4 separate regions of the Homo sapiens genome follow, and all the other regions are linked to region 1. Evidence: chromatin loops called from intact Hi-C (ENCODE). Cell type or tissue: endothelial cell of umbilical vein. All regions are shown on one strand. Region 1 has its middle 11 kb from the start of TAAR1. Region 2 has its middle 7.2 kb from the start of TAAR9. Region 3 has its middle 47 kb from the start of LINC00326. Region 4 overlaps SLC18B1 (solute carrier family 18 member B1).

Evidence for each region. Peaks named below come from ENCODE experiments on the same cell type or tissue, not always from the same donor. Only the 100,000 strongest peaks of a DNase experiment are listed, where the experiment ranks them.
Region 2: a loop joins it to region 1, with 3 times the contacts of the local background. A loop is called at or near these places in 26 of 110 quality-filtered maps.
Region 3: it touches region 1 in a loop (5-fold over the local background); 3 of 110 quality-filtered maps call a loop at or near these places.
Region 4: a loop joins it to region 1, with 9 times the contacts of the local background. A loop is called at or near these places in 64 of 110 quality-filtered maps.

The regions. Positions count from the first base shown.
Region 1 is chr6:132,667,418-132,672,417 of GRCh38, reverse strand. No RefSeq gene overlaps it. Among named protein-coding and RNA genes, the nearest start is that of TAAR1, 11 kb to the right of the region's middle. In endothelial cell of umbilical vein, no CTCF peak of the experiment used is centred here; a DNase peak (open chromatin) is centred at 2,497.
Region 2 is chr6:132,528,617-132,533,616 of GRCh38, reverse strand. No RefSeq gene overlaps it. Among named protein-coding and RNA genes, the nearest start is that of TAAR9, 7.2 kb to the left of the region's middle. In endothelial cell of umbilical vein, a CTCF peak has its summit at 3,072 (motif pointing left); a DNase peak (open chromatin) is centred at 3,026.
Region 3 is chr6:133,038,243-133,043,242 of GRCh38, reverse strand. No RefSeq gene overlaps it. Among named protein-coding and RNA genes, the nearest start is that of LINC00326, 47 kb to the left of the region's middle. In endothelial cell of umbilical vein, no CTCF peak of the experiment used is centred here; a DNase peak (open chromatin) is centred at 3,042.
Region 4 is chr6:132,765,702-132,770,701 of GRCh38, reverse strand. SLC18B1 (solute carrier family 18 member B1) reads left to right here. Exons shown (of 14, transcript NM_052831.3): 14 at 366-1,332. The coding sequence ends at 432. Among named protein-coding and RNA genes, the nearest start is that of VNN2, 10 kb to the right of the region's middle. RefSeq lists an enhancer at 2,337-2,496. In endothelial cell of umbilical vein, CTCF peaks have their summits at 2,253 and 2,457; no DNase peak of the experiment used is centred here.

The DNA of each region.
Region 1 (5,000 bases):
AGCCCTATTACCTGTTAATTGCAAGCCAATACCACCTGTTCCTTCAAGGGTAAGGCTGACATAAGGTCTATACATTCCCTATCCTTTCCATGGATCTGAAGGCAATTTTACCTTTATCCTCTTGTCCAGAGAATGGAAAGGCATTATTAACATTTTGTATGTAATGCTTTATAGTTTACAAGATATTTTAAACATGAGTTTTACATATTTCACAAGGTAGGCACATTTTTCTCCATTCTACATTAGAGAGCAGAGTGTCACGTTCAAAGTTCCTAACTTATGTGTATCAAATCCTTAAACCAGAATCATTCAACTTCATGCTTACTGCTTTCTCTACCACTTTATGTTGCTAGTATTTTCTTACTAGCAACTACCTGAATGCTACCCTGTGCTTCTTTAAGAACTCAATGTTCTTATGTGCTTGACTTAAATGTCAAGCCCGTTTAAGTTTTGGATATTGATTTGTTGCTTAACAATTATTAAAGCCAAATTTATATTGCATCCTTACCTTTCTAAGAGAGATATGCCACATTCCTCAAAGTCAATCTTGTAGCTTTAATAGCACAGACCTTGATACAATGCAGTGTGAGGGTTAAGGTGAAAGTACACAATTAATATTTAAACTTATATATGTGGAACAATGATCATAATTAATCATATCTGTTGATGTGGTGTGGAGAATAAGAATTTTTCTTGGGACATTAGGAGAAGACTGGCAACATAAAGAAAGAGAATTTTTCTGGCTTGGAAAATAAATTTAAAGGGATCAATGAAAATACGTTAACAGAAGAGTGAGCTCTTTTAATCTTGCTATTTTGAAATTAGTTCTGTTTGGTGGTCCAGCTATAGAAATACAGCAAAGGTGCTTATCAGCATGAAAAGCTATTTAATCATCCACACTTTCTGGAAACTTTGGACTCCTGGCAAAGCAAATAGGGCCCAGGTGTCACTATGGTAGTAGATTATCTGATAAATAGTTAATATTTGGACAAGATGCATTCTAGACATGTTGACTGGATAAACTTTGGAGATATTAAAAATATTAGAATTAGAAATTCTGTTTTATTAGATTATGATGTTGATTAAATGAAACTGGTTTTGAACCAGTTGACTTTTTTTCTTCCTGTTTTTGGTAAAATTTTGTTTTGCTCCATTAAATAGAACTAACAGAGGGTTTGTTATCTCAATATGAGTAAAAATTAATTGAAAAGCCTGCTGTCATGTGTACCTAGCTAGTACTGGAAAACTAGTTGTTGTGGAGATCAATTACAAAAGCACTGTGGTAAGAAAATAAAATCTGATAGCCTGACAATAACTTCCTAAAATACACACCTGTAATTTAATTTTACTGGAAATAAATATGTGAAAGTTATCTTCAGAAACTGCTGATAAAATGTTATACTATTTTTATAGATTAAGACAATTACAAACACCATTTTGAAAATGATTTGAAATTAATGTTACTGTGTTGTTTCATCTGCCTAGCATTTAATTAATAATAGTCTACCCATTCATTCATAGACAGGTGTTAAGTAAAGTTCTCATTCATGTAGTAGCCTCATGTAGTTTCCCTCTCCAGGTATTTTAAGGATCTGTGGGAGAAATCAGCTAAAGAGATGGGAAACTCTTTAATTTAAATTAATTTTTTTTTTTTTTTTTGAGACAGGTTCTGACTCTGTCACCCAGGCTGGAGTGCAGTGGTATGAACACGACTCACTGCAGCCTCGACCTTTTGGGCTCAAGTGATCCTCCCACCTTAGCCTCCCAACTAACTGGGACTATAGGCATACACCACCACACACAGCTAATTTTTGTATTTTTTTGTAGAGATAGGGTTTCACCATGTTGCCTAGGCTGGTCTCAAACTCCTGGGCTCCAGCGATCCACTGGACTTGGCCTCCCAAAGTGAAGGGATTACAAGTGTAAGCCACTGCACCTAGCCTAATTTAATTTTTATTTGCAAATTCTTGGTAGTGGTTAGGAGCTAGAACCCGATTCAGACAAATCTGGGATCAAATTCCACAGCTGCTTCTTAGTAGCAACTGATTTAATTTTCAGTTCCTCTTTTTTTTTTTTTTTTTTTTGGTAAAGTAATGGTTAAAAACAACGTCTATTATTTAGAGGTGCTATGAGAATAAACGTGGGATTTCATGTAATTCCCTCAGCCTAGAGACTAGTACAGGGTTAGTCAAAGCTCTTCCTCCTCCCCTTCCTTCCTTCTTTTTCTCCTTCTCTTCCTCTTCCTCATTCTCTTTCCATGTTTCCTCTCCCTCCTCCTCCTCTCCTTTTCCCCTCCTCTTCCTTCCTCCCCTCTTCCTTCTCTTCCTTTTGCTTATTCTTCTTCTTTGTTACTTGTTACTTTCTTATTACTGACAATTGCCAAGCTTAGGCTGCACCTGCACACCCAGTATGTTCAGGCTCTGCCGTCAAGAGTTCCCAAGATGCACAACAAGGGTCTGAATAACACATGGTGGGAAATCCGCTATTGTAAATTGTTCTAGTTTCTCCCAAGCAATGGTAAAGGTTGTTTCATGCTGGGTCACTCCTTTCTAGAGGAGGAAGGATAAAAATCCACGTCTTACAAAAATTTGTAGAAGGCTGCCCTCTATAGGTACATGTAAATATAATATCTGGGTAAGAGATTCAAAGTTCAATTAGAAATTAGCATTCAAGGTGTAGTTTCTTAGGGATGGTTCAGAATGAGAAAATACTCTTCCTGAAATGTATAAGTTGAGTGGCTTGTTGACATGCTCCTCCATTTCTGGTGGCCAACGAATGGATATATAGACAATCCTCTAACGCTCCACTCTGCAATAATTCAGAGTAGGTGGTATCACGATGAGTTTATTTATCAGTCATCTTGTTTTCTGAAAGGAGTTTTGGGAGATGAATGAGACCTGCTAACAATTGGTCTGTCCTCAGGGCTCTGAACTGAACACAATTTTTGGAGGACCACTTTGCTTTTTAACCTCCATATTATTATTAGCTTCCTTAACTATTATTTACTGAGCTTCTACTGAGTTCCAGGGGCTGTGATAAACCTTTTATACAGAAATATTCCAAATATACTAAGATATTTTTATGTAAATGCTCTTGATGTGCTAAGATATTTAGATAGACGTGCCCCGTTATAATATTTTATCTAAAATGTAGGGATCTACATGAAGTTCTCTACACAGTGAACCAATTCAGTTGCTGTTTGATTCCTAACCCAGAAATGGCTTCATATCTTTTGCAATGTTAGTAGAAGACATTATTGTCATGTTCTGTATTTATACACTCTCTAGTTATCATAATAATTATTAATGCTGAACTGCATTGTAGCTTAATCTTTAAGGAAATATATTATTTACTACCCTTTGTAGTCAGGAATAGAGTGATATAAAGTTGTCTTACATAGGGAATCTATTTCAGTTCTGGTTCTCAATACTTTAAGTTCAGAAAATCATTTCTCTAAATTCCATCAGATATGATCAGACTATTGGAAACTGAGCCATTTTTTTTTTTCAGGCAGAGTCTTGCTCTGTCACCCAGACTGGAATGTAGTGGTGAGATCTCGGCTCACTGCAACCTCCGCCTCCCATGTTCAAACGACTCTCCCTGCCTCAGCCTCCTGAGTAGCTGGGACTACAGGCATGCACCACCACACCCAGCTAATTTTTGTATTTTCAGTAGAGACCGGGTTTCACCATGTTGGCCAGGATGGTCTTGATCTCTTGACCCCGTGATCTGCCCGCCTCGGCCTCCCAAAGTGCTGGGATTACAGGAGTGAGACTGAGCCACTTTTAACAGAACTCACCAAAGATGATTTCTAAACCAGAATGAGTCTAGTCATTTACACACATGGGAGAAATAAAATAGCAGCACAAGGAGATAGAACTTTGGAGATAGGCCTGTGTATAATCACCAAATTCCTTAGCTTCCTTGAGCATCAGTCTCTTTAACAAAAATGGGATTAATGTTTCCAGACTCTTGGTATTGGCAAGAGGATTAAATTTGAAAATGCAATACAGGACCAGATATCCAGTAAGCACTCCGTAAGTGATTGATTGCTTACTACTAAGCCAGTCGGATATACTTATTTCAGAACAGCAGTACCTTCATGATATAAAACTGCTTGGGAAACCTAATATTACTTATAAATTACTTGCTAAAAATTATTTTAAAATCAGAGTAAAGGGAATTTATCTGCTTACAGAATACTTTTTAGAAAGCCATGATAGTTCTGTTGGATCATCTTTATACACAATAGGAATAGAACTGCACAACTGACCATATCCCACGTCCCATGCCAGGAAGCACTCAGTTCTGGACAAAGCCAGGTCTATGCCAATGTGATTTCAGGGGATTTAAGCCACATTGTTTGTATCAAGACCTTTCTCCTGCCAGCCCCAAATTCCACATGTGGAGACATTTCTTTATGTATGGAAGACCTTATGATTTGCCTGTGTACTTTTAATGGTGAACATCTCTAGCCATGGTCATATTCATTTTGCTGCTGAAAAGTTGGGGCCCCTGACAACTGTATTCCTGAAAAGATGGACTCTCAAATGAAAAGAAGAGAGCATCTGAAGAAAGGGGAGGTGGAAGGAGGTCAGACAAAATCTTCACTAACTTTACTGTAAAAAATTGAGGGATGAACAGGAAAGAGGAAGGACCCTCATAACAGAATTCTGAAGCCTGAAACACTTCTGGAACAGTTTCCAAGAAATAACCAATTACATCCCGGGTAAGCTTATAAAGAAGTTTATATACAGTGTTTTGTGGAGATAAGACTGTTTTCTTTTTATGCCAGCAGAAAATAGCTAAGCTTAAATGTAAGCATCTAATGCAATTGTAAAGACTGATATCCTTTTCCTTATTTTTGCCTCAGTCAACTGATTTTTTTAATATTGCAAATTATATTTTTACTTTAGTTATCTTTTGTATTTTTAGTGGAATGGACAGAAGAATCTTACCAGGAAAATGGCTTTGAATTCCCATCTTCTTGCTTTGATTAA
Region 2 (5,000 bases), 140 kb after region 1:
GCAAACCCCCACCACCACACCCAAATAAAACTCTACAAACTGTGGTTCAGGTTCTCTGCCTCAATTAACCTCTGCTTTCCCCAACACCATTACTCCCAACGTGAAAAGCTTTCAGACGCAGTCTCATTTCAATATAATGCTACAATTTCACTGCCAAAGTGTAAGACTTAATGTAGATATTTGTATTTCTGGTAACTTCATGATTTCTTTGAGAATAACAAAGAATGTAAAATTGCAATATATTTGAATGGTCATTTTGCTATTCTATTGATTTCCCTGCAAAAATGAAGATGAGTCTGTGCTCCAAAGCTGTATTGATGCTCTGTTTTCTAAGATGGGAAATTAACTGTAAATTTTAAACAAGTGTTTTCTACCTGTTGCCAAATACTTCTAGTCATCAAAATTTTTAAAAATACAGTTCTTTAAGCAGGGCTATCCATTAAACATACACATACATACTTATTTCTGCCTATCTTTATCACTGTCCCCACCCCAACCCAGCCCTCTCTCTGAGACTGTTTAACAAGCAAGAATAATTACGAAAAATACTTCTTTCCTATAATCATCATCTTCACGAATCCTTTAACACAAAGAAAAATAGGATGTGACAGAATCCAAGCACACTGGTCTGGTGAAAAAATACAGTTATAGGACTTGCTACAGTCTGTTACATTTGTGCCTAATTGCCTAAGAAAAAAATCTTGAAATAAATTCTCATCAATGCAACAGAAATGTTTTCTACAGATATAATTGATTAACTAGGAAGGGCACAGACACAGAAATACCACCAGTCTTCATTGACAAGAAATAATGATTAACAGCTCCTTTAAACCCATTTTTACTTTCCTCAGTGCTAGAAATTCTCAGCAACATGTCACTCTTTTTCTATATATATAATTTTAACTTTTATTTTAGATTCAGAGGGTACATGTGCAAGTGTATTAGTCATTTTCATGCTGCTGATAAAAACATATCCAAGACTGGGTAATTTATAAAGAAAAAGAGATTTAATGGGCTCACAGTTCCACATGGCTGGGGAGGCCTCACAATCATGGCAGAAGGTGAAAGGCATGTCTTACATGGTGGCAGGCAAGAGAGAACGAGAGCCAAGTGAAAGGGAAAACTCCTTATAAAACCATTAGATCTCGTGAGACTTACTCACTACCACAAGAACAGTATGGTGGAAACTGTCCCCATAATTCAATAATCTCCTACCAGTTCCCTTCCACGACACATGGGAATTGTGGAAATTACAATTCAAGGTGAAATTTGGGTGGGGACACAGCCAAACCATATCATTTCACCTTGGCCCCTCCCAAATCTTATGTCCTCACATTTCAAAAACAATCATGCCTTCCCAACAGTCCCCTAAAGTCTTAACTTATTCAGCATTAACTCAATAGTCCACAGTCCAAAGCCTCATCTGAGACAAGGCAAGTCCCTTCTGCCTATGCGCCTGTAAAATTGAAAGCAAGGTAGTTACTTCCTAGTTACAATGAGGGTACAGACAATGAGGGTACAGACATTGGATAAATACACCCATTTCAAATGGGAGCAATTGGTAAAAACAAAGGGGCTATAAGCCCCATGCAAGTCCAAAATCCAGTGGGGCAATCAAACCTTAAAGCTTCAAAATTTTATCTTTTGACTCCATGTCTCACATCTAGGTCATGCTGATACAACAGGTGGGTTCCCATGGTCTTGGGTTCTTATGTCTTCCTGTAAATTATGGGGTCTTCCTGAAACCTTTATAATAAATTAAGTTTCTGCCTAAAACAATCTGGAAATGGATTTGATGTTGTGGATGAGAAAAAACGAAAATTCCAGGATCATTTCTTACATTCTGGCCTATATAAGCTGGTAGAGGAAAAAGCTTGGGTAGTGGATGGAAGAGGAGGAGATTTCCAGTTGGCACGTTTTGATGTTGAGATGCCTTTGAACAATCAGATTGAGGACTGTCCAATAAATGGATAGATCTGTGTAGAGCTGAAAAGACTAGAGAGATTTATTTGGGGGCCATAATCTTATATGTCACAATTAATCACCCAGGGAACTAAGAGTTAAGGAAATGGTTATTTATTATGAATCTTCTGTGTGTCAGTTATCTACCAAACATCATTGTAAAGTAATGAAATTGCTTTTCTCATGTCACATGCAAGTCAAATAATTACAATCCTGCACTATGGCCTGAACAAAATTGTTCAAGATGCTGTATTTTACTTTATGACTTATGGAAGAAGTTAGGTATAATGCATTACTCTGTTCTCATGCTGCTAATAAAGACATACCCAAGACTGGTTAATTTATAAAAGAAAAAAGTTTAACGGACTCACAGTTCCACATGGCTGGGGAGGCCTCACAATCATAGTGGAAGATGAAGAAAGAGCAAAGGGATGTGTTACATGGCAGCAGGCAAGAGAGACCGTGTGCAGGGGAACTTCTCTTTATAAAACCATCAGATCTCGTGAGACTTATTGACTGTCATGAGAACAGCACAGGAAAGTCCTGCCCCCCATGATTCGATTATATCCCACCAGGTACCTCCCATGACACACGGGGATTATGGGAGCTACAATTCAAGACGAGATTTGGGTGGGGATACAGCCAAACCATATCATATAGTAATGGTTCTGAAATTTCTATTATTAGATTCTTTCTAGACCAAAATCTAATTAATATTCTTACAGACTTCAAATGATATAATGGTTTTTTTCAACAATTTAAAAAAAATTTCCACTTCTTGATCAGTATCAGAAGAAATATTAAGTCATGATAGTTTTCTTAACCTTTTTTTAAAAGTGTCTTCAAATACTAATTTTTGAGGAAAGTTTATTCATAATTTAGAAATAATTTACTTAATAATATTATAAATTATGATGATTGAAAATAAGATCTTTAAAGTTGTAGGTAAAAATATAAAGGGGATTGTGATATATTACTCATTATTTCTGGGCATTTCTTTATTGCTGAACTATTTTTAAGATAACAGCTTCAGTCTAGTTTATGGCCCTCTTATTTTCCCATACTCTGCTGCCCCCTAGCGGTCAATCTGAACAATACTAGGTTGATCAAATGAGGGGACGCCAAAGTTAAACAGGTAAATGCCCCAAACGGAAACATCTGTTTTAAAATTATCCCCATGCCAAATACTTTAACGTATGGCTACTCTCTACGCTACTCTTTCCCTTCCCTGCAGAACCCAGGAGGTGGAGGTTGCAGTGAGCTGAGATCATGCCACTGCGCTCGAGCCTGGGCAACAGAGCGAGTCTCAGTCTCGAAAAAAAAAAAAAGAAAGAAAGAAAACAAACCTGTTTTCAAAGGTGCTTTTGAGGGTCCTTTCCATCATTTCATGAACCTCCTAAAAGACACCGTATTCTCGGATTTTTTTCCATGCTTGCGAAGTTTCCAGAAACTGCATCAGCATTAAGCAATTAACTGCGGAAATGACTAGTGATAAAGACAAAATTGACAAAGAAATTTGGTTATTTCTGTGGTCTGCAATAACTTAACCATAATTATGATTGACAGCATATACTTGGACATCTTAGAATTTTAGACATTCCATTCAACTTGGAACATATATTAATAACATTCACTAAAATATAACCTAAAGAGGGTTAAACATATTTTTTTATTTTGACAATGCTTCCCATGTAACTCAACATGTCAAATAATCCTGTTTACCTCTCTTTTGGGATGCTTCAGGGGCTCTCTGTTGCATCCCAAAGTTAGAGGTCAGAAAAGACCATTTTGAAGCCGAAATTTGATTGTAGGAAGCCTGTCAGATACGTTAAAAGTTTAAAACACTTGCTATTACAAAATAGAATTCCAGGTCACCACAGGTCACTATTATTACCTGGAATCTTTAAAAAGGCAAAAACCTGGCCGGGCGCCGTCGCTCGCGTCTGTAATCCCAGCGCTTTGGAAGGCCAAGACGGGCGGATCACGAGGTCAGGAGATCGAGACCATCCTGGCTAACAAGGTGAAACCCTGTCTCTACTAAAAAAAATACAAAAAAATTAGCCGGGCATGATGGCAGGCGCCTGTAGTCCCAGCTACTCGGGAGGCTGAGGCAGGAGAATGGCGTGAACCCAGGAGGCAGAGTTTGCAGTGAGCAGAGTTCGCCCCACTGCACTCCAGCCTGGGCGACAGAGCGAGACGCCGTCTCAAAAAAAAAAAAAAAAAGGCAAAAACCTTTACTCATTGATAGAGGGAAGACTTAGCTTTCCAAACAATCTGTCTCTTTTCTTTTCCTTCTTTTTCCTGTGGTTTATTCAAAAGGCAAACAAAAATCTTTCATTTGTCTTTAATATTCTATGAAAGTCTTACTCAAGAGAGAAAGCCAAATTTCACCCATGCATTAGTGTACTATTAATGTCAACCCCAATTTTTAATAACATCTTATAGACAAATCTATCCTATTTTAATCAGTTTGACCATAAGGTGAGATTTTCATAAACCTTTAATAACCCTTTACAAATTTTTGTTGAAGAGATCAGTGCTCTAAGAGAACCTTGTTGTGCTTTTATTCCAATGTTCAGTTTATGGAAAACCTGTATAATACCCCTTTAAATTTAGCCAATATGTTCACACACAGAATTTCTTTTACAAGATTAATTTTTCACAAACCTTCCACAACTTGCTCAAACCTTCAGCTTTATCCTTTCTAAATTAAAACAGTCCATTAGCCCTTTAATCTAGGCAAACAAAAAACGAACAACAAAAAGAAAACACACACATTCCCATGTTTTCTTATGATCTTTTATCAAAAGCACATTTCACCTTACTCACACAGCTTGCATGTAAAACTGTTTTTTCAGTAGTCTTATTTACATGTTACAATGTTAACTCTTAGTGATTTTTATTTTTGGTGAAAAACCTACTAAGTGGATTTTAATTATGTACTAGGTGTGAAGCCTAGGGCCCAGACAGATAAAGTCTGACTTTTTTTTTAGCATAGCCAGGGGCTTGAGTAACTCCACGTCTCCAGACCTTACCTG
Region 3 (5,000 bases), 370 kb before region 1:
AACTGCACTGGCTCTAAAAATAAATCCTTAGTTTGTATCTTGGCATGTCTGGATAGATAGCCATGCATTTTTATGTCTGTCATTCATCAATTTTCTATTTTTTATTTTTAATAAAAATTTTAAATTCAAGTGAATGTGTTCTACTTGACAACATAACCACTTTACAATATAAATTGTGTATATGTATAATAGACGTATAGATATATTTATAAACCATTCTTTCCAATCTTTTATTATAAAACTATTGTAGGAATATAATTTTAAGCAAAATAAGCCATTAAACAAACCAAAAATAATGAAAAATCAAAATATGCACACTGTGCAAAAACATAGTCACATAGATTTTGCCTTATATAAACTTCACTGTGCCTATGTGGGTTTTAACATATTTCCATGGCTTTAAATAGGAAAACATCTTAAAGCTCAGCCCATGGGAAACCCAAGCTTGATTAGTTTTCCCTTTTACTACAGTCTGCAGAGTGTAAAACACAGCACATCAGAATTGAATTTGTCATCTCCAGACCTCACAGGAATTTTAGGAACTAAATAGTTAGGAAGCCATCCTGGTACTTCTCTTTGCTTTAATCAAAGTCGAAGTTTCAATTTAAACATTCAGGAAATCTCCCTTATTTAAAGCAATCAACTCTTTGCTGACAGGGCCTGGCCTTACTGTGTTTAATTTTTTGGCATCGAGCAAAACTTGATTGGTCACAGCCAGTGCATGAGGGGTCCTCCACTTCCCTCAAAGAAGAGAAGGATTCCAGATCTTTGCTGCATTGAGCTTGAGACACTGGTACATTTCAAATCAGCAATACCTAAACTGGAAAATAGAGCAAATGAGGGATCTCAGAATCAAACAACTGTCCTATCAGCAAGTGGTTCAGCTGTGAAAGAATAAATTTGAGACAAAATTGGTCATGCTTCTTTATTCCTCCATTGATTTCTCTGGATTCTGTGATGCTTTTTGGAATATGTGGCAAGTCACCAACCTGCACTTTAATTTCAAGATTTCAATTTACTATAGATCAAGTAGAAAACAGATTTAGTGAGGCATAGATGGAGAGGGGGGATTGTGGCATATTTAAAAGCGAGGCACCACCAGCATCTCTCAGGAAAGTGTATTTAAGGAACACTATCACATGATACAGACCTAGAGGCAGATGTAAATGTAGGGGTTGAGATGGAGACAGAGACAGACATATCCTACTACGCTTAAGAAATCTGCTGAGAAAAGATTGCTAACAAATAAAACTATACCAATTATCCTAAGATTGAAGAGCATCACTAGAGGTCTGAAAAATAAATCATGCAGTCAAGAATTTGGAATGGCTGAATCTATTCTCAGAGCTCTCAATGGCTCATCTCCTTACACTGAGCTCTCAAAGATGGGAAAAAATGATGCAGAGGCTCTTTAGTTTGGTTACTCCATGGAGATACAGCCAAAGCATTGCTAAAAATCTTCTATGCTAGATTCAACTCTGATCCTTTGCAGTCCTCCAAAGGGTTAGTTCTCCAATAATCCTTCCTTCCGAATAAAAAGCTTAGCGATTTGATGAATTATATAATAAATTTACTAGTTCTTATGAGCAGATTATCTAGAAGGTACTATATTGAAACATTTTGAACTTTTAAGATGGCAAATTTTGAAATAAAAATCAGATAGTGAAAATACTTCATGTTGGCAAAATGTTTCAAAATGCACAATATCTTAGGGTGTTTCTAAAGCTAATTTCTACACAGGACTCTGTTATTTCCCAGAATATTTATTTGGCCTATGCATTAATGTTAGGGTTTCCATAACAAAGTACCATATTGGGTGGCTTAAACAAAAGAAATTTATTTTCTCACTGTTCAGGTGGCTAGAAGTACCAGATCAAGGCCTGGTAAAGCTCTTTTACTGGCTTGTAGGTTACTTCTGGCTATGTTGTCACATGGCCTTTCCTGTGTGCACAGGGTAGGCCAGGGGGTGGGGGAGTTGTCTCTCTTTATAAGGACATTAATCTTATCATCAGGGTTCCACACTCATGACCTCATTTAAACTTAATTACCTCTTCTGGGCCCTATCTCCAAATACAGCCACACTGAGGATTAGGGCTTCAACATGTGAATCTGAGGGAGGGCACAGTTCAGTCCATAGCAGCCTATTAGCAAGATTTAGGATATATATGTTGTTTATCTACCACAAAAGAAGAATTCTCTTTCTCACTATGAACTCACAAATCCACATATAGCTTCTTCCTCCAAAGGCACACATGTTTATTGTCAGAGACAAATGACATTCTTGGAAATTAATATGTGCATTTGTGTGTTGCAGTGCAGAAATCTGATACGTTTTCACTAGAATGTGTAAGTTTCATTGCTGCTACTGACGGAAAAATGGCCAATTTACCACTGAATTCCACTCACATTCTAGTCAAATTCAGATGCTATAAACAAAAAATGTTGGGAGATTCAGACCCTCTACAAACCAGATTATTATTTACAAAATGACCTACAATAATTGTACTCAATGATTTTATGGTTTTATGGAAATGCGTCTACTCTACCCAACAGAAAAAGAAACCTGTACAGAAGCTGCTCACACAAAGTATAAGAAGAGGTGTTACCCACTTTTTGGGTACAGTGAAATGCCTGTTACACTTTCATTTTTCATCTATGGCATACCACAGCTCAAAACCCAAGGGCAAAGAACTCACTTAACTAAGATACATCCCATACATGACAAAAATGAGACTGCCTTTCCTGCAAGATGATGTAATATTTAAGGCAAGTATATTGTATTACTAGGTTTTCTGCATTTTTTCCTTGAAACTGTCACCATTTGGATATGATAAGTGAGGACAACTATTTGATATACTGTATTTTATTTCCTAGTCATGCATCATCTGAGCCAGAGCTTCCCCCGAGTGTGGTCCGGAGATCCCTGGGGGCCCTCTGGTTAGTCTATAATGCTTCATGAGGAGGAAGAACTTGGTGGAGCAGGAATATGGAGTAGAGAGTGATCACTGCAGAAAGCAATTGTAGTGATGGAAATACTTACCCACAAGAGGGGGCCAAGGAGCAGAAGCCTGACAGATCTAAAGAAAAAAGATTTATCACTCAGGCATCATGGATAGAGGGAAAACATGAAACTACTAAACCCTAGGACCACTCCTCTAATCCAGGACTGTATTTTCTTCTTGTTAGCAAGCCATGGGGCCTCACCTTGCTCTTCTTTTCTCTAGCTCCACCCATTGTCTCTCTGGATGTTCTCCAACATCACCACCCTGACCCAATTTTTGCTAGAGAGTAGGCAAAGTCCTCTGATCATTCCTCTCTCAGAGTGTTAGCAATGACAAGATCTCTTCTGTTTCATGCAGTTTGCTGCCTACAACTAAGGGGGAAAGCAGAGAATTTTAAATAAGTAGCAAATGTAGAAATTTACAGATATCTCAGAATTCTTTTTTTTTTTTTTTTTTTTTGAGACGGAGTCTCACTCTGTCACCCAGGCTGGAGTGCAGTGGCGTGAACTCGGCTCACTGCAACCTCCACTTCCTGGGTTCAAGCGATTCTCCTCTCTCAGCCTCCTGAGTAGCTGGGACTACCGGCACACGCCACCATGCCGGGCTAATTTTTGTATTTTAATTTTTAATTTTATTTATTTATTTTGAGACGGAGTTTCACTCTCGTTGCCCAGGCTGGAGTGCAATGGCGCGATCTCGGCTCACCACAATCTCCGCTTCCCGGGTTCAAGCTATTCTCCTGCCTCACTCTACCTAGCAGCTGGGATTACAGGCATGCGCCACCACGCCGGACTAATTTTTTGTATTTTTAGTAGAGACAGGGCTTCCCCATGTTGGTCAGGCTGGTCTCAAACTCCCGACCTCAGGTGACCCGCCCTTGTCGGCCTCCCAAAGTGCTGGGATTACAGGGGTGAGCCACCGCGCCCAGCCTAATTTTTGTATTTTTAGTAGAGATGGGGTTTCACCATGTTGGCCAGGCTGGTCTCTAACTCCTGATCTCAAGTGATCTGCCTTCTGGGATTACAGGCATGAGCGACTGCGCCCAGCCATATCTCAGAATTCTTATACCCCTATGGGATGGTAACTGGATTTCAGTCCTTTGCTTCTGGGGACAGGACTCTCTGCTCGCCTCTTTCTCCCTGTTAGGACATGAGATTCCTTACTACAAGGCAGAAATATTTAGCTGGGGGAGTATTTGGGGTATCTCATTGGTGTGCCTATTCCATAAGTGGGTTCTTTGCATTTTTGATGTGTTGGTGATGGGCAAAACTATATTAAATGGCCTGTTTAATAATCCCACACTAAAAAGTCCCACACAAAGTATTTCTGCACACAGCATTTAAAATATTTTTTCATACTATTCTGTTTTTTAAAATGCACACAGAGTTAAAACCTATTTAAACATTGAATTGGATTATATAGTGAAAAATTTATCCACCCACTTTACAACAGTCCCACAATTGGCCCTATCTCCATCCCAGTTGTCCATTGGAATGTATTAGGTTGTCACTATATACAAGATACATCATACACATAAATAAACTTGTACAAAAATGAGGATATGTGTGTATACATAAATATCTTTTGTTTCTGAATGTAATGCAACATACTGTGCACTGTCCCAAAAGTCTTGGTGAGAATTTTAAGCTTTCATAATTTTAGAAGTATAACTTCTGTGACTAAGCACAGTGGCTCACGCCTGTAATCTCAGTACTTTGGGAGGTCCAGGCAATTGTTTCACCCAAACTACTAGGTCAGAAATCATTTGCCTTGCATTGCCAAGTGAAAAAGGTATTTTTAACGTAATACGTGTAATATAATCCTCCTTCAGTAAAAAACAAACCCGGCCAGGCGCAGTAGCTCAAGCCTGTAATCCCAACAGTTTGGGAGGCTGAGGCGGGCAGATCCCCTGAGGTCAGGAGTTCAAGATCAACCTGACTAACATGGAGAAACCCCGTCTCTACTAAAAATACAAAATTAGCCGGATGTGGTGGCGCA
Region 4 (5,000 bases), 98 kb before region 1:
TGCAGTGGCACAATCTCAGCTCACTGCAACTTCTGCCCCCCGGGTTCAAGCGGTTTTCCTGCCTCAGCCTCCCACGTAGCTGAGATTACAGGCATGGGTCACCATGCCCAGTTAATTTTTGTATTTTTAGTAGAGACAGGGTTTCACCATGTTGGCCAGGCTGGTCTCGAACTCCTGACCTCAAGTGATCCGCCTGCCTCTGCCTCCCAAAATGCTGGGATTACAGGCGTGAGCCACCATGCCCGGGCAGTAGAAACTTTTTTAAAAAGATAGTTGGATGGAGATACAGGTACTGGTTTTTTGTTTGTTTGTTTGTTTTTAAGATGAGAAATATTGAGATTCATCTCTTCTTTCCCTCAATGTAGGTCTAAATCTCAAAACATCCTCAGCACAGAGGAGGAACGAACTACTCTCTTGCCTAATGAAACCTAGTCCGATGGATCCTGGATTGATACAAGGTTGAGAAATGAATGCTCCTGGCCTTAAACATCACCGTAGGAAGGGTTTTTAAAATTTTACGCGCAAAACTCCGTGGACCCCGTGCCAGTGTCTTGGAAGTGTCAACGTGTTTTTGGATGATCCTGTATTGGGCTGTACTTACTGTGATACTGAAAAGCTGTCCTGCTGAAGCAGCTATATTTGAAATATTAAGTATGAAAGGAGTAATTAAAAACAAGCAAAACAAAACAAGACTTAGTTTTTAAATGACCAAACTTGTCCTTAAAGATGTTGTTATTAACTCGAGTTAGTTCTTATTTCCTCTGTTTATTTTTTATTCTAAGTACACTGATTCTGTGAATGTACCTTTTTTATTAACAGGGAAAGAAATGAATTAATTTGATATGCTCTAAATACATAAAGGTGCTTCAAAATATGTAGAAACATTACTATGAAATCAGTTTTTAAAAGATATACTTTCTCTTTGTCCTGAGGTTTTTCGGTCTTGTTCAAAAGGAAGAATTCTTGCCTGCCATACAGAAACTCTCTAGCACTCCCTGACCTTAAGCTTTTCTAAAAATTCTGTTTGTGTGAAAAGTACAAGAATAACAATACTTACAACTTCCATTTTTGTAACCTACGTTCACTTATGATCTGGATTTATAAACATTACTTGGTATAACGTTTTTCATTTCCTTTAATGTCTCTGTTTTTTGGCTCTACCATCTGTTTTGTTTTTGTTTTTATCTATATCTTGGTAGATGTATTTCATCCCTAGAGCAGGTCAGCCTCCTTCCCCTAATGCGAATGCTTGTTTTGTTAGGGAAGGGCTTCCTCCAACTTCGTGTGAAATTGTGATGTTGAAGTGAATAAATGTCTATTGTGTAACTCTCATGCTTCTTGGTCTATTTTCATGGTGTAGTAGCCACATTTACAGTAATTTTTTTAAAGAAGAAATGGTTTTATCTATTCATTCAAAAATATCTTTTGAATGTCTTCTCTGAGCTGACACTATGCCAGATGCTAGGGATTTGGCTGTGATCAAGATAAACACAATCTCTGCTTTTATGTAACTTATACTGGTGGAAGAGACGAACAATAAATAAATATCAGACTCTCCAATTATCTTACAGAAATGCTAAGAAGGAAAAAAAAACATGGTGATGTGATAGAGTAGTTGGCTGGGTTTGTTTAGATATGGGTGCCTAATTTGAAAAAGTCCATGGAAGTGCGACCTTTGAGTTGAGATCTAAAGGAAGAGGATGTAACCACCATTCATTCTGACAGGGGACAGTCCGTAGTATGTGCACAAGGGCTTGACATGGTCAAAGATGAGGTTTGGTCTGCTGGCTGGAGTCTAGTAAACTGGAGGCGATGCCAGAATCTGATTCACATTTCAGAAAGTCCATTCTGTCTGCATGTGGACAGTGAGTGGGGATAGGGACGGTAAAGGGAATGGAGGGGGAGCTTTGGAAGATTTGAGAGAGACAATAATGGTTTGGACCAGGGAGCTTGTGATGGAGAGAAAAGGCTCTATCTGGGAGTGGAACCAACAGAACTTGCTGATGTGGAGGGAGGAGAGGGGAATCTAGGAGGACTCCTAGGTTTTGGCTTGAGGGTGTGGGTGGATGGTGGTGACTCTTAGTGAATTGGGGAATAGGAGCAAAACGGATCCTGAAGTGGCAAAAGTTCAAGCCACCATGGGATGTCATTGCACACCACCAAAACCAAAAATATGGAAAAGGAGGACAATACCCAGGGTAGGAGAGGATGGCTTTGGAAGACTGCCTGGCATTGAGTGTCAAGACTGGATGTACATCTGTCTTGTGATCTCTTCATTTCCCTATCCCCTCAAACCTTTCACTCTTGAACCTCCAGAGGGCGATCCAATGTCTGAGGAGGACAAATGGCCTGCAATTCCCTTCCCGGAGCAGTGCCAGGACAGAGTGTGACCCTGGCCCCCTGCACCCATGTGGCATGCAGATCTGGGCCTTGATTGCCTTAAGTCATCCTGGCCCCCTCCAGGACTTTTTTGACCTTCATGTCCACCCACGCAAGGACAGCCGCCCTTCCTCAGCCCGGTGGTCTTGGATGCGGCTGAGTGCCTGCAGTCCCTGCCACTGTCACTTGGGGCCACTATTAAAGCATGAGTCTGCAGCTTGCACCTTCCTACCCACTATCTGGGCCAGCCTATTCTGTTACCAGCACAGTTGATTGTTGAGAATTCAAAGTCAACGCAAGGATTCGAGGCTCTCTGGGGAGAGAACTTCCTTCATCCCCATTCCCAACACACGGCTCTCAATACTTCCCTTGGATAGCAGTGTATTTAAAGATGCTATGTACAAAACCAAATTTACTCCTTTCTCATTTTGAAATTTTGCAAGTATTAAGATAAGTGGGCCGGGAGCAGTGGCTCACGCCTGTAACCCCAGTACTTTGGGAGGCTGAGGTGGATGGATCACGAGGCCAAGAGATCAAGACCATCTTGGTGAAACTCCATCTCTACTAAAAATACAAAAGTTAGCTGGGCATGGTGGTGTGCGCCTATAGTCCCAGCTACTTGGGAGGCTTAGGCAGGAGAATTGCTTGAACCCGGGAGAAGGAGGTTGCAGTGAGCCGAAATTGCGCCACTGCACTCCACCCTGGTGACAGAGCAAGACTCCGTCTCAAAAAAAAAAAAAAAAAAAAAAGTCACAGAAAAGTTTAAAAAATATGAGAAAAGACAGAGGAAAGAACACTTTGAACAAGAAAACCAAAAGGTAGGTCAAAACTATCAAAGGAAATCTCTGTGTATGTGTTTGTATTTTTATATATTTATAGTCTTCTAAATGTAACAAGGCTGAGCAGCTTAAAAGAACCTTTTTAATAATGAGAATATTCTATATAACTGAATGTGGAATATGTTAGTAATAAAAGGAATCTTTTATGTTAAGATCATATTGCAACCTATACATTATAATATGATACATAAATCAATCCAAAGGAAAACTAAAAAGGTTAAATACAAATCACAGATCATTTTTAAAAATTAAACTTTAAAAATTTTGAGATAATTGTTAATTCACATGCAGTTGTAAGAAATAATAGAAAAAGATCATGAGTATTCTTTCCCTGGTTTTCACCAATGATAACATCTTGCAGAACTATAGTACAATAGCACAACCAGGATACAGAACATTCCCATCGCCACATTCTTCACGTTGTCTTTTTGTAGCTACACCCACTTCCCTCCCATCTTCACTTCTGGCAGCCACTAATCTCTTCTCCATTTCTATCATCTGGTCATTTCAAGAAACGTATAAATGAAATCGTATTGTATGAAACTTTTTGGATTGGCTTTTTTCAGTCAGCATAATGCCCTTGAGTTCTATTGGCATTGTTGCATGTATCAATAGTTCAGTTCTTTAAATTGCTGAGTAGTATTCCATTGGGTGGCTTTAAGACACAATGGAATACTACTTTATTTGTTACAAATAAAGCAGCTATGAACTTTCAGAAACAGGTTTTTTGTTTGTTTGTTTGTTTGTTTTTGCCAGGGGCGAGGGTAGAGGGTGGGATATGAAGCATAAGACTTCACTTCTCTGGAATAAATGCCCAGCAATACAACTGCTGAGTTGCGTGATAATTGCATGATTAGTTTGTTTTCAACTAACTCATTTATTTTAGATAAGAAACTTGATTTTGACAATAAATATTAAATATCACGCATTAATGAAATATCTGGTCAGCCATGGTGGCTCATGCCTATAATCCCAGCACTTTGGGAGGCCGAGGTGGGCGGATCACCTGAAGTCAGGAGTTCAGGACCAGCCTGGCAAACATGGTGAAACTCCATCTCTACAAAAAAATACAAAAATTAGCCGGGCATGGTAATGCCAGCTACTCAGGAGGCTGAGGCAGGAGAATCGCTTGAACCTGGGAGACGGAGGTTCCAGTGAGTTGAGATCACGCCACTACACTCCAGCCTGGGTGACAGAGCAAGACTCTGTCTCAAAATAAATAAATAAATAAATAAATAAATAAATAAGAAATATCCTATTTACTTATTTGTTTAATGATCAAGATTTAAATACGTCACAGATACCCTCTCTAACCTAGCTGGAAAAGATGTGGATAATAAATTCTTATATAGCCAATCAACTTTCATTAAGTGCAATTAATAATTGAGAAGTATCTCTACACATTCATATCAGAAGGAAATTACCCACAGGGTAGTCCCATGATACTCACCATTTCTTTGGTGTCACTGTCACATGACCCCGTTTTATGAAACAAACCCACAGGAGGGGAGGCTCAGACACAACATATTTACATGGAGAAGCTAAAATGTTATTTAAAGTATTAACAAAGGAAACTAAATTCTGCATAGCCAATCTTCATTAAGAGCAGCTTGCAACTCCTAAATATTTGCAGTAGTTTCTTTCAGAAAACCTACAGCTGGACTTCTAATCCCAGCTTACTTATAGTTGAGTATTACAAGGGACCACCTAGGAAAGCATGATGTCATAACAAATTTTGACTTGTAGCTCAGTGCAATTTTATCATCAGTACTAAAACAATTC